Regions from separate parts of the Mus musculus genome. Here region 2 is linked to region 1. A link is a contact called in ENCODE Hi-C or POLR2A ChIA-PET data. All regions are on one chromosome and are shown on one strand. Each heading gives the region's core, a stretch centred on a gene start or an enhancer-like site at or near the end of the contact. The rest is flanking DNA. Distances are from core to core; before and after follow the strand shown.

Region 1 (6,299 bases), core at 2,513-5,012:
AAATAAGTTCTTGACTTTTCTCATGTGTGGTTATGGTACATCATATTGGAAGGGTTATCTGTTTACTTTTGCCAAGACTATTTTGCCAGCACCTACACTTGTGTGCTTTAAAAGACAACTACCTGGGATGTACCACAACCATATGTTAATTGTATTTTATTGGGATGGATAAAATGTTTGTGGTTTATTGGATAATCCCTAGATGGTGTGTTACGTGTGTAGAATATAATTTTATGATAGTAAGAAAGCAAAATTGAAGAAAATAAGTTTAGTATTGAATTTGAGTTCTGAAGTGAATTCAGGGAATGTCTCACGTTTCGGGCTTCTACCCAAAGTGTAGGGCAGAAGGTGTAAAAGTTGTTTGTAGTTTGACTTGTTTATTTTTTAAGTTGCTTATTCCTTTCAACAGCAACATATCATTAGCTGTCATTCTACCATTGCAGTTCTAGTGAGTTTTAACGTCTGCATTCAAGACTGTTTTAAAAGCAACCTCACTGGACAGAGAACTGCTAAAGTCTTTTCCTTAAGATCTGAGTCTTTGTTACTCAGTATCTTCTATAATATGCAAATGCTTGTCTAGAGGCAGAAGACCTTTTGTTTGGTCAAGTGTGTATTTTACCAGAGTACAGGGAACTGATGGTCCTACATGTCTCTTAGTGTAGTAAGACTATAAAATCTTTTGTACATGCACAATTCACAGTATGTTTAGATACCACGTGTATAATGCCCCCCCCTCCCCCAGGTAGCATGCCATTGATGACTTTTTGCTTAGGGCCATTTTATTACCAGGGCCTTAATATTCCTAAAAAGATGATTTTTTTTCATCCTTTCTCCTCTTTTGATCATTGTATCTTGATATTAAAAACATGACCTTCCAATGATTGTAGTAAATTAACTTCTATAGTTCTTTTGTCTCTATATGTATTCATATATATGCTATTGTATAGAGACTTCAAGGAGACATGGAGATGCATGCTTATTCTCAGGTTCATTCACTAAGGTGCTTGGCAGACAACCAGTTTCTAAGTGCAGAATGTAGTTAAGCAGCTTCATATATGTGCCAGGCAATTTGTTTTGTTAAATTTTCATCTACTTAAGGAAATAGGGTATTGTAGCTTAGGCTGATCATACCCTTCATTTCAACCTTAAGCTCTCAACCTGCATCCATCCGACTTGAGCTATTAAGTACTTTAGTTTTATCGAGTATAAGTTAACAGAAAAAGTAAATTAAGCTTTGCCTTTACTATTTTGAATTTATATACATTCTGGAAAAACTTAGAAACTGTTGTATATTTCATTAGATTAAATTATATGAAAATGTGATTGTTTATAGCAAAGCCTGTGAGTTGCATACACCCTAAGGAAAACTCCTTAAGTGCTCCTTGAAGAGAGAAGAAACAATTCTGGGTCTGGTCTTTTTAAGAACAAAGCTAGACTACTGTATGTTAGCACTGTACATTAATAGTCTGTTGTGAAGCTTGAGCAGTTTCCTGCATAGCCTTGATCCTTCACCGTTGGCATTGAAAATAGCAGTATCCCTGATGTACTTAAAACTTAAAGTCAGGTTTTGGTATATTTATTTGTAAGTCTTAATTTCCTCTAAATACTATATCTCTTTAGCGAGACAACCTGAAATTTATTAGCACATTTGGGTATCTCTTGCTTGGCATTATGGCCAGTGTTAACTATTCAGTGGTGAAAAAATTACCCCTCAAGACACTGGAGTGACCCCAGATGTGTGTAGTAAGTGGCATGGTTCAACTGTGTGGTTAATGATAAATATATGACTTAGTCGGTATGATCTGGAAAGACTTGATTGAAAGATAATTCAGCTGACATAAGGATGAGTGAGGAGTGGCAAACTGGATAAAAGAGTCAAGAGACCTGTATTCCAGTGACTCCTGTTTTGTTTAAGCATTAGCAAGATCTGTCTGGGGAAACTGGATAGGGCAGTTTTCTTCCATGTTTAGTTTTTGTCTCAACATTTGGAAGCTATTGAAGGTTTTAAAATGGTGTGTATTGTTTTTTTTTGGGGGGGGGGTGGCCAGAATAGTGGGTCATCTAATAAAACTGCCATTTAAAAGATCTTCACTGCAGTGTTTAGAACAAAAGTTTATGGGCAAATGTAATCCAGAAAGTGCATCATTCTTCAGCAGAAATTGAGGTGTAAGTTGGAAGTGGTGAAAGGATTTCAGATTCCCTGTCACCACGGAGTATCTTGTGCCTTCAAGGATGGTTTCATCTCTGGTTTTACTTAATCCAGGTGGCCAAATCCAGCCTAGCTGTTCTGAATATTAATTCTTTATAGTTACTTTGTCTATAAATACCTAAGTCCCAAGCCCCTCAAATTCAAAAGTCACACTAAAGTGCTTGAATATTAAATGGCCAGTGAAATGGCTCTGCAGCTATCATCACTTGAAGTCAACCCAGACCAGAGTTTTGACTCCTGGGACAAAGGTGGAGGAAGAGAATTGTCTCCAAAACCCTCTAAACCTGCAGGTGTGCAGTTCCATTCCCATACCCATCTTCTCAAGCACATTTGATATTCTACACTGAGAATATTCTACATCAACTATTTTCAGTCCAACTACTTGATAGGGGCAGTTGGCAGTAAGTTGGAAGCTGTCTTTGTTGTCTTTATATTCTTCAGTAAAATCACATGCTTCCACAGCATAGACAGCTCAGCCATCTAGCACTGGCTACCCTTCCCCTGCCCTACTACTTTATCATTCTAAATCTTGACTATCTTATGGCAGTTGCCCCCGTTTGCATCCTGACCTGGTGGTTTCAGATTTTGCAGTGACTAAGGTAATCATAGCCATCATCTCTGTTCCCAAAATTCCAGTTTTTTGTTTTCATTACAACGGAAATACCATATCTGGGCTACTTAAGCAGAATCGACTAGCCTTATTTGCCCATTTTTGTCCTCTTCCTATATTGGTTCCTTTAAAAAAAAAAAAGTCGAGTACTCACAAGGGTCATTATTTCTAAGTTTTGTGTTTTGCTTGTGTCACCACCACCTTATAGGACTTGTCTGCCCATTATAACAAAGTACTGGTAGTTTTATTTTCTTAAGTGCATTTAGAACCTTAGTATTAAGTCTAGGGCTGTATTGGTGACTTAAAACAATATGGCTAGGCATCATGAAGTCTTTAAAGTCCATTGAAATTTAGATTGATATTGAAGTTGGTGCGTAAATTTGGGGAAGGAATTCGTTTTAGATAACAGAACTTGTGCCCAAAAATATAGGATAAACCGATTTCACGTGGCTCATGCTAAAAGGAAAGCAGACATACTTACGGGTATCCTTGTGGATGTGGTTGGATGAGCTTTGAGACCCAATGTTGGGCTTTTAGTACACTTGGCATGAGTAAGAAAAGCCTGCAGAGTACCGCGGCCACGATCGTTGGTACAAAGTCTACAGACATTCTCAGACTGCTGCCGGATGGAGGTTCAAGTAAGATGAATTAAACAATTACTGGGCTAGTTTCATATAAAAGTAGGGAGGTCGATAAAACAACACCTACGCTAGCAACAGCTATTGCCTTGTACAACCCTGCTATAGAGGTTTTTTTCAACATAGCAACAGTGGACGAGTTCCTGTACCAGTGGCAACGGCAAATGCGAGACACCCGGATATCTAAACGATTACTTCCGCCTGTCATAGCCAGGTTACCCGCAGCAAATGGCGAAATGGCGGCCGGGAGTTAGTGCGCAAGCGTAGCGGAGATCCGCGGCGTGTTCTTACGTCATCACTAAGCGTCGAAGCCATGGAAGGTCCCATAGCTGTAGTGGTCCCCTCCCTTCTGAGCACTTGCCCACGTGCTGTCTGCCACTTAAGCGGATTCACGTGCAGCGGCGGCCCCGGCGTAGCTCAGCTGTGTAGAATTTTCTCCAGCAGATTGGTCAGCCTGGGTAGCAACTCGGTGTCTTCACGTGCTTCCGTTGTGCAGCTGCCTGGTGTCGGCCGGAGCAGGGCGCAGGTACTCTTTGCAAGGGACTGGGTCGGATGTTGAGATGTGCGTTTGGGTCTTTCACTGGCCGGTAGGGCTGGCTCGAGTACGGAAGCTTCTGTACCGGCTGGTGCCTGTATCTTCGGACTCTTCGCCTGGACTGCCCTACAGACAGACGTTCCTGGTCCGGGATACTCTGACATGCGGGGCTGGCTTCTCGAGCGCTTTCCGGGAGTGTGGCTCCTTCCCACACTCGGGCTTCTTCTCTCTCTTTGAGAGAATGGGTTGGTGTCAAAACTATTTTCTGAGAAACTCGGCTCCTCGTAGCAGTGGTAGGCTTTGAACTAACGCGGTTTAGTCCCAGATATTCTGCTCTTAAATACTGCAGTATGCCAGTTTATTTGCACTATTTAGCTGTCTCAGTCAGGACATTTGACAGTGCACCTCGTGATGCTTAGTACCCGGTGCTGTGTGTACAAGAATGGATACAGCCGAATGAAAATGACTTGTCGATCAGGTTGTGGTGGCGTATACCGTTAATTCCAGCGCTTGGAAGGTGGAGCCTGGAGTATTTTTTGGAGCTCGAGGCCAGTCTGGTCTGCATAGTGAGACTGTTTGAAAAAACAAAACAAAGCAAACAACAACAACAACAAAACCCAATACGATTCATCTTATTTTCTCTTTCCAATAATGCTTTCCTTATGTATTAAACGTTTCTTGGAACCAGTAATTTTAGATCGTTATCAGATCCCTCACTCTGGCCATTAATTTTACATTAGTTTTGTGTGTAGTTGTATTTCATCTACTTTTAAAAGTACTTTTTAGAATTAAAGCTTGTACTCAGGGGCCTTACCTGTTAATTCTAAGACTCTCCTATTATAACAAAAAATAAGACTCCCCCCCCCCCCCCCCCCCAAGACAGGGTTTCTCTGTATAGCCCTGGCTGTCCTGGAACTCACTCTGTAGACCAGTCTGGCCTCTAACTCAGAAATCCGCCTGCTTCTGCCTCCCAAGTGCTGGGATTAAAGGCGTGGGCCACCACTGCCTGACAAGATAAGACTTTTAACAATTAAGCTGGACTCGTTAACATTAGGTACCCATTCATTTTTTGTAGGTGTTTATGTGGCTGGCAACATAAAGCTTACAAACTGAGTTGCTTTGGACTTGGGTAGATCCCAGTGTAAAGTCTATTTGTTACATCAGTGCCTTGGGATACTAGATTTTTTTTTCTTTTAAGACTTATTTATTTATTATATCTAAACACACTGTAGTTGTCTTCTGACGCACCAGAAGAGGGTGTCAGATCTCATTAAGGATGGCTGTGAGCCACCATGTGGTTGCTGGGATTTGAACTCAGGACCTTAGGAAGAGCAGTCAGTGCTGAGCCATCTCTCCAGCCTGGGATACTAGATTTTTTTTTTACTGCTTTCCCCTTCTAAACAGGCGCCATTTATTGTGATACTGTTTTGTGTTAAGACCTGTTAAAGCCTATGTTTAGGGAAGGAGGTTTTGTTTAAAGCACAACAGGTTCCTGAATTTTAAAATCACACATAGCCTGACACTCTAATACCGGGGGAGTGTGATTGATTGTCTTAATTTTTTTGGGGGGGGGGGCCTATTTGTTATAGGTAATTTGATAACATTTATATTTTATTAAATGCTGGAGGAATTGAGTTTAGGTCCCCAGCTAGGCAAATATTGTACTACTGTACACCCAATAACCCATATGGTACTTTTTAAAATCACCTGTATAGAGCCGTTAGTGTGGCTTCTCACCCAAAGAAACACATTGAATCAGAAATATTTGTTTTCTCTCATTTTATACGTAACATATGAATTTAAGCTTTTATTATTATTATTACTATGTTTTAATTGTGTGTGTTGTGTGGGGTCAGAGAAGAACTTCTTCTTTTTTTTTGGGGGGGGGGGTTTGGTTTTTTGAGACAGGGTTTCTCAGCCCTGGCTGTCCTGGAACTCACTCTGTAGACCAGGCTGGCCTCGAACTCAGAAATCCACCTGCCTCTGCCTCCCAAGTGCTGGGATTAAAGGTGTGCGCCACCACGCCTGGCTTTTTTTTTTTTTTTTTAAGATTTATTTATTATTTTTATGTAAGAACACTGTAGCTGACTTCAGACACACCAGAAGAGGGCGGGGCAGATCTCATTATGAGTGGTTGTGAGCCACCATATGGTTGCTGGAATTTGAACTCAGGACCTCTGGAAGAGCAGTCAGTGCTCTTAACCACTGAGCCATCTCTTCAGCCCCAGAGAAGAACTTTTAGGGATCCCCGTCCTGGGAAGGGTCTGCTTGTGTATACGGCCACTGCCTGGCAAGTCTTTCCTTTTG
Region 2 (6,299 bases), core at 1,246-3,745, 36 kb before region 1:
AAAGTCAGGAGGATCTTCAAAGCTCTCTGGCCAGTCAACCTAGCCAAAATAGTTTCCCTTACAGGGAGAGATAACTCAGAAGACATTAAGTCAAAGGATAGAGAAGACAATGGTTTCAATATCTGGTCTCAAAGACATTGGTCAAGTTGTGCTGAATCAAGCAATTTTTCAAAACTCTCCAAAATTCTCAAGATTTGGTAAAAATGCAGGCAAATTCAGTTGGTTTGGCTTGGAGGTCAGAGATAGTGATATGACATTGGTTGGTTTATATTTGAAGTTACAAGTAGGATCATAATCCTCTCTAGTCAGAATATTTTTATCATAGGGCTAAATAGTTTACTTAAATCATTTCTTAGGTTGACTTTTACCCTTCTCATACCTGACACACAGCTGGCTAGCAAATCTTTTGGCTCTTGTTGCAATGTAAACTGAATCTGACCCTGGTTACCATCTTTCACTGCTCTACAGTTACAATGTACAATGAATCCGCCTGCCTGCATTGCTTCTGCTTCACTGTACTACAGTGGGCTGGCTCATTCCCACAGTCTGTTCCTTGGTCTCTCGGCTTCTGGTTTTATTTTAGCCTCTCATCTCTAGTACACATTTCTTGACAACTCTTTATACAGCAGTAAGGGTGGTTTTAAAAATTTACTTTTTGGCTTTCTGAGACTGGGTTTCTCTGTGTAATAGCCCTGGCTGTCCTGGAACTCTCTGGGTAGACCAGGCTGGCCTCAAACTCAGAGATCCACCTGCCTCCCCAGTGCTGGGATTAAAGGCCTGCACTGCCATGACAGTAAGAGTGATTTAAACCACATTTGATGAAATTAACATTCCCTATGTCACTCAGCAAATATCGAAGCCAGGCCCCTTTATGGCTTTCTTTTTTATTTTTGGTTTTTCGAGACAGGGTTTCTCTGTGCAGCCCTGGCTGTCCTGGAACTTACTCTGTAGACCAGGTTGGCCTTGAATTCAGAATATCTGCCTGCCTCTGCCTCCCAAGTGCTGGGATTAAAGGTGTGCGCCACCACTGCCCGGCTTATGGCTTTCTTTCTTACTCTTTCTAGCCACTGTGAAACACATTAAGGTTTTGCCATATTCTCCTATGTCACTCTTGTTCAGTCTGGAACTTACTAGGTAGACTAGGCTAGTCTAGTAGTCTTGAGCTTAAGAGGCCTGCCTGTCTCTGCCTCTCCAGTGCTTGGATTAAAGGCAGGAGCACTAACCAAGCTCCTCTCAGATCTTGCTCAATGGTGTTTCTTTTACTAGAAAGGTCCTCCTCTAAGCTCTCTTTGCTTCCTCCAGTCCTGGCTCAGAAGTACCCAGGAAGGTTTTCATTCCCCATCACCTTTTTTTCTTCCTTTGGTTTGTTATTTTTGTGCATACCTCCCAATACAAACACTGTGAAAAAAAAAAAGCTGTTTTGTTCACCATCTCTAGCACTGCAGATTTCCTAGCATGCCATAAGGTGCTCGATAAATACTTAAAAGCACAGATTACAGACTTTACAGTTAAGTGGAGTGAGTATCTCAAGGCCACGGGGTGCTGCTGTTTCTCCAGGCTCCCTCAGGATATACTGGTGCCAGCCAGTGTTAGTCATTTTAATTCTTTGATAGAACCCTCTTCTAAATTTCCTTTTCATGGATTTTAAATTATAAATTGGTCATTTACTGCTCTCATACATCATGTTGCTGAATTTTCCACGGATCATATTCCTTTTAGTACCTTTCTCTAGATCACTCATTTTTTCCTTTTACTCGTTATCCACCCTCTTTGACCACCCCCCCGCCCCCCAAATAATTCTCCTGGACAAAAAAGTGCCCCCCTCGCACCCCCTCCCGGCATCTTGCATAGTCTTTAAAGTTTTGGGTAAAATCTTAAACAAATCGGGTAAAGATAAGTAATTCCTGATAGGGCGTACTTATCTATCTCAGGGTAGGAGAAGACGGGTTTTTAACATGACTGGGGTAATTAAGGAGATCAAAAAGCCATGAAGGATGTTCATTCTCCATGCCTAGGTTATTGTATAATTATTATGTGGCAAGTTGCCTTTTCTCAGACCTTTTAGGGTGAGTTTGCATGCTCTCCATACAGAAGGAATTCTAGAAGCTGGGATTGCACCACCCACCCCACGCACCCCTTACTTGCAGAAACCTTTGCCCCTCCAACCCCCACTCCCACCAAATAAGGGCTCTACAAGGGGCAGTCCTCAGCTCCAGAGCCTGAGGCTTGACACCCATTGTCCCCGTTAGGATGTCAAGAGATTTCGCCTGAAGGACCCCAGCTTAGGTTTCACTCAAAACTCAAGGATCTGGGATAACGGTCTCCGTGAGGGTACTTTCCAGATATGCAAAGGGACAGGAACCTGGCGCCGAGGACACGGCCCGACGGGAGGCGCGGTCCGGTGACCTTTTTTCGACAGGCATTCCAGTCGGGCAGCCTCACCGGCTTGAAGGCCCTCGCTCCCTATTGCTCCCGCCCCCCCTCGTTGCAGAGCGCTGGCTGGCTAAGTCCCTCCCGCGCCGGCTCTTGTCCCACTAGGAGCAGCTCAGAGCCGCGGGGACAGGGCGAAGCGGCCTGCGCCCACGGAGCGCACGTCTCTGTTCTCAACGCAGCACCACCCTTGCCCCCCTCGGCTGCCCACTCCAGACGTCCAGCGGCTCCGCGCGCGCACGGTGAGCGCCATCCCGGATCAAAGGCGCCGAAGGGGAAGAAGGCCGCTGTACCTGGGTGTCCTTTTTACCTTCGGAGCGGTCCGAGCGGCTGGGAGGGCTCGCTCAGGGCCTCCCCACCCCCACCCCCAACCCGGTCACTCCAAGTGCCCTTCTCCACCCCTGGCCCTGACCTTTGTCCCTCTCGTTCTCGCAAGGCAACGGGTGCCACTTGCCCCGATGGGGACCGTTGCCCTGGCGGTTGACGGCGGCCGTGCCAGGCCCCGCCCCCGGCGCGAGCTTGGTGCCCCGGGGAGGGGGGAGGGGCGGGCGGCCCGGCGCCCCGCTGGCGGGTCGCGCGCGTGCCCGTGGGCCCCTTCCTGCCGGCGGCGCGCGCCGCCCCCTCCCCCCACCGCGCGCGCGCGTAGCCGCCTGCCCGCCCGCCCGCTGCGCGTTTTGTCCCGCGTCTCTCCCCGTCCGTCTCCTGACTTGCTGGTCTTGTCCTTCCCTCCCGCTTTTTTCCTCTCCTCTCTTCTCGGTCTAAAGATGCCCTCGGCCACCAGCCACAGCGGAAGCGGCAGCAAATCGTCGGGACCGCCGCCGCCGTCCGGTTCCTCCGGGAGTGAGGCGGCGGCCGGGGCAGCTGCGCCGGCTTCTCAGCATCCGGCAACCGGCACCGGCGCCGTCCAGACCGAGGCCATGAAGCAGATTCTCGGCGTAATCGACAAGAAACTTCGGAACCTGGAGAAGAAAAAGGTGCGAGGAGTTAGTGGAGAGGGAGGGCTCGTGGCTCCAGCCCTACACCGGTCCCGGCGGTGGATGGTGCTCCTTGCCCAGAAAACGGGCGCCTCGGGGAGGTGCCTGTCACCTGACCCCAACGCGGCGCTGCCTCTAGGCCTCGGTTACTCACATCAGGCTGAGCGGGGCCTTTCCGCCTGGTGACCGGTTGCTTGGGTGGTGGGCCCGTTGCTGGGTATGCTCCCAAACTGAGGCCTGACTTTTGAAGGAGGCCAAGGGGAAGAAACAGTGTGCCCGGCCCGATTGCTCGTGGAGTTGAGCGGTCCATGCCTTGTAACTGTGGCGTTTGCCTTTGGTACCTAGGCTGGGGGCTGGTGGAATGGCTCTCTTCCCAAGAAAAGATATGTGTCTAGACCTGAACTAGGGTTGCAGTCCCGTCAAGTCCTAGTTAAGCGGGCCTTTGCTTGGGTACCCCCGCCCCCTTCCGATGGGCTCCCTACGTTTCCCCCTTTGTTTCGATTGTCTGGGTGCTTGGAACCTCACGCCCAGCCTAGTCACGAGGTAGTTTTTAAATGAGTGTTTTTTGTTGTTGTTTTTTGCCATGACCTTTTCTTTTTAATTTATTATTTTTTACCGCTTCAGCATTCTAAAGGGTCAGGGAGATTTCCTTGATCTTTCGGAGGTGGATCTAGTTTAGACTGGAGACTGCCTCTGGGTCTCTGGGCACATGGAGTGTCTAACATGGCGGCGGCTGCGGGAGAGGGAAGCGCTGTACAGGAGCTGCATTGTGAGCACAAAGCGAAAGCAGAGGGGGAGGGCAGAGACCAGGCAGCAGCCCCGCCTAGCCCCCCCTCCCAAAAAGTCGAGCCACACCCACACTGTTTTGGCTTTAATATTTAGCCATTCTGGACCATACTGTTAGATTACTTAAACCGGCTTTTTTGTTTTATGCGTTTAGTGTAGGACCGTATACCAACACAGTTTAGAGGAAGAGTCTGGGTAGAAGTAAATTTCTACCCTGATTAAGAAAAGTAGTGGAAAGGGACAAACATGGGGTGGTAGAGTGAAAATGGAGGCAATTTACCTGGAACTGTTATTCTAACTTGCCCTTTTACATTAAGTATAATGTAACTTTTGATAACTTATGCCTGCCGGGGCATATTTTAAAATTTTGAAAAATTCCCATGAAGATGTTTAGTTAGTTGTTTAACTAGTTAGAGGAGATTAGTGAGATAGGATATTGGCTAAAAATCTGAGCTGTAGGAGGTAAGTTGGAAAAATCCAGGCTATTTACATCTTAATCTTGTGGTTTATCTGCTGATTTCCCATTTTTAGTAGTGAGTTTGAAACATTCACCTTTGTACTTTTTCTGTTTCAGTGTTGAAGAGTGGCCATATTACTAAAACTTCCCAGACTTTATTTGAAATTGTGAATATACATGAACAAGATATGAAACTTTAGCTATTTTGATAAGAAATTTTAATGTATTAAATTATTAAATAGTGAAAAGAGGAAATATTAAAATAGTGAAAGCACTGTAAGCTACATTCAAATATGGAATTTCATGCCAGCATTTCCTTTTTTTTTCTTTTTTTTCTTTTTGAGACAGGGTTTCTCTGTGTACCCCTGGCTGTCCTGGAACTCACTCTGAAGACCAGGCTGGCGCCTCTAACTCAGAAATCCTCCTGCCTCTGCCTCCCAAGTGCTGGGACTAAAGGCTTGCGCCACCACACCCTGCTAGCATTTTCTGATACTTGCGTGTGTTTGGTACCCTGTGTGAAATTGAGTTTAACTTGGGTATCTTTAAATTTTCCTAATGCAATAAAGCAGTGTTGTTAGGCTGTTGCTCCAAACGGTTTAATTTTTGGAATTTCTGGGAACTCAGTTTCTTGTAGAATAGGATCCGACATGAGCTTTAATGATTTGAGGTATCAATGTTAGTGGTTGCAAATTCTTCAAATATGTTTATTAAAGAGCAATGTTGAGTAGCAGTCATTATATTTGTGAGGTGACAGATTGAAGTGTTTAAGGGCATTTTAAAACAAGACACAGAAAATGAGGTTATCCCCATGGAGACTTGAACCATAACTGGCCACTTGTTCTCTCTAGCTATAGGTAAGAGTAATGTCATCACCTGGGCCATGGTGGTACACTCCTTTAGTTCCTGCATTCAGGTGGATCTCAAGTGTGAGGCCAGCCTGGTCTACAGAGCCAGTTAAGGACAGCCAGGACTACTCAGAGATACGTTTTTTTCCAAGATTCATGATTGATATGAAGATTGACTCAGATAATAGTATCTTATGATGTAACAACACAGTTACATGAAAATGTTTTCATCATTTCTGTTGTCAGTGTTTTGATTGCTGAAGAAACAGTGAGAAGATGGGGTTATAAACACAGGCTGGGCTGAGCTGCTCCCTCACTAGACTGCTGATAATGGATCTTTTTTGTTTTTGTTTTGTCTCTCTCTCTCTCTTTTTTTTTTTTTTTTTGAGACAGGCTTTCTCTGTGTAGCCCTGGCTGTCCTGGAGTGCACTCTGTAGACCAGGCTGGCCTTGAACTCAGAAATCCACCTGCCTCTGTCTCCCAAGTGCTGGGATTAAAGGTGTGTGCGCCACCACTGACCAGTGATTATATTGGATCTTAATGACTGTTAAAGAAGCTACAGTTACTTTGAAGATGCTCAAGGCATTGGACTTTGCATTAATATGAGCACATCTGGTTTTCATTTATTTCTCTATGACTGGATGATTTGACCCGTGAGAGGTTTTCAGTAGGACTGAGCATTTGTAAAAAAAAAAAAAAAAAGAGGATTTGCTCTATGAATCAGTTTTAATACTTCTTTAGAAACTCCAATGTAATGGTCATATTTGATTCTTACCTTTTCATACTACAGCCTGCTAGACCAAGAAG

The links. Hi-C counts contacts between places; a loop is a spot of excess contacts on that map. ChIA-PET counts read pairs that join two places held with the same protein, here RNA polymerase II (POLR2A).
Region 2: a map of gastrocnemius shows a loop between it and region 1 (8-fold over the local background). The contact joins the promoter of Caprin1 here to the promoter of Nat10 in region 1. A Hi-C loop is called at or near these places in 15 of 37 maps with a recorded cell type or tissue (T-helper 17 cell, adrenal gland, gastrocnemius and 3 more). POLR2A ChIA-PET finds 5 or more read pairs at or near these places in 4 of 5 experiments (Patski and embryonic stem cell).

What each region holds. Positions count from the first base shown.
Region 1 is chr2:103,758,733-103,765,031 of GRCm38, reverse strand. Nat10 (N-acetyltransferase 10) reads left to right here and starts at 3,762. Exons shown (of 29, transcript NM_153126.3): 1 at 3,762-3,983. It overlaps Caprin1 (cell cycle associated protein 1), which reads left to right. Exons shown (of 19, transcript NM_016739.3): 19 at 1-2,087.
Region 2 is chr2:103,793,836-103,800,134 of GRCm38, reverse strand. It overlaps Caprin1 (cell cycle associated protein 1), which reads left to right and starts at 2,495. Exons shown (of 19, transcript NM_016739.3): 1 at 2,495-2,672; 2 at 3,195-3,404. The coding sequence starts at 3,195.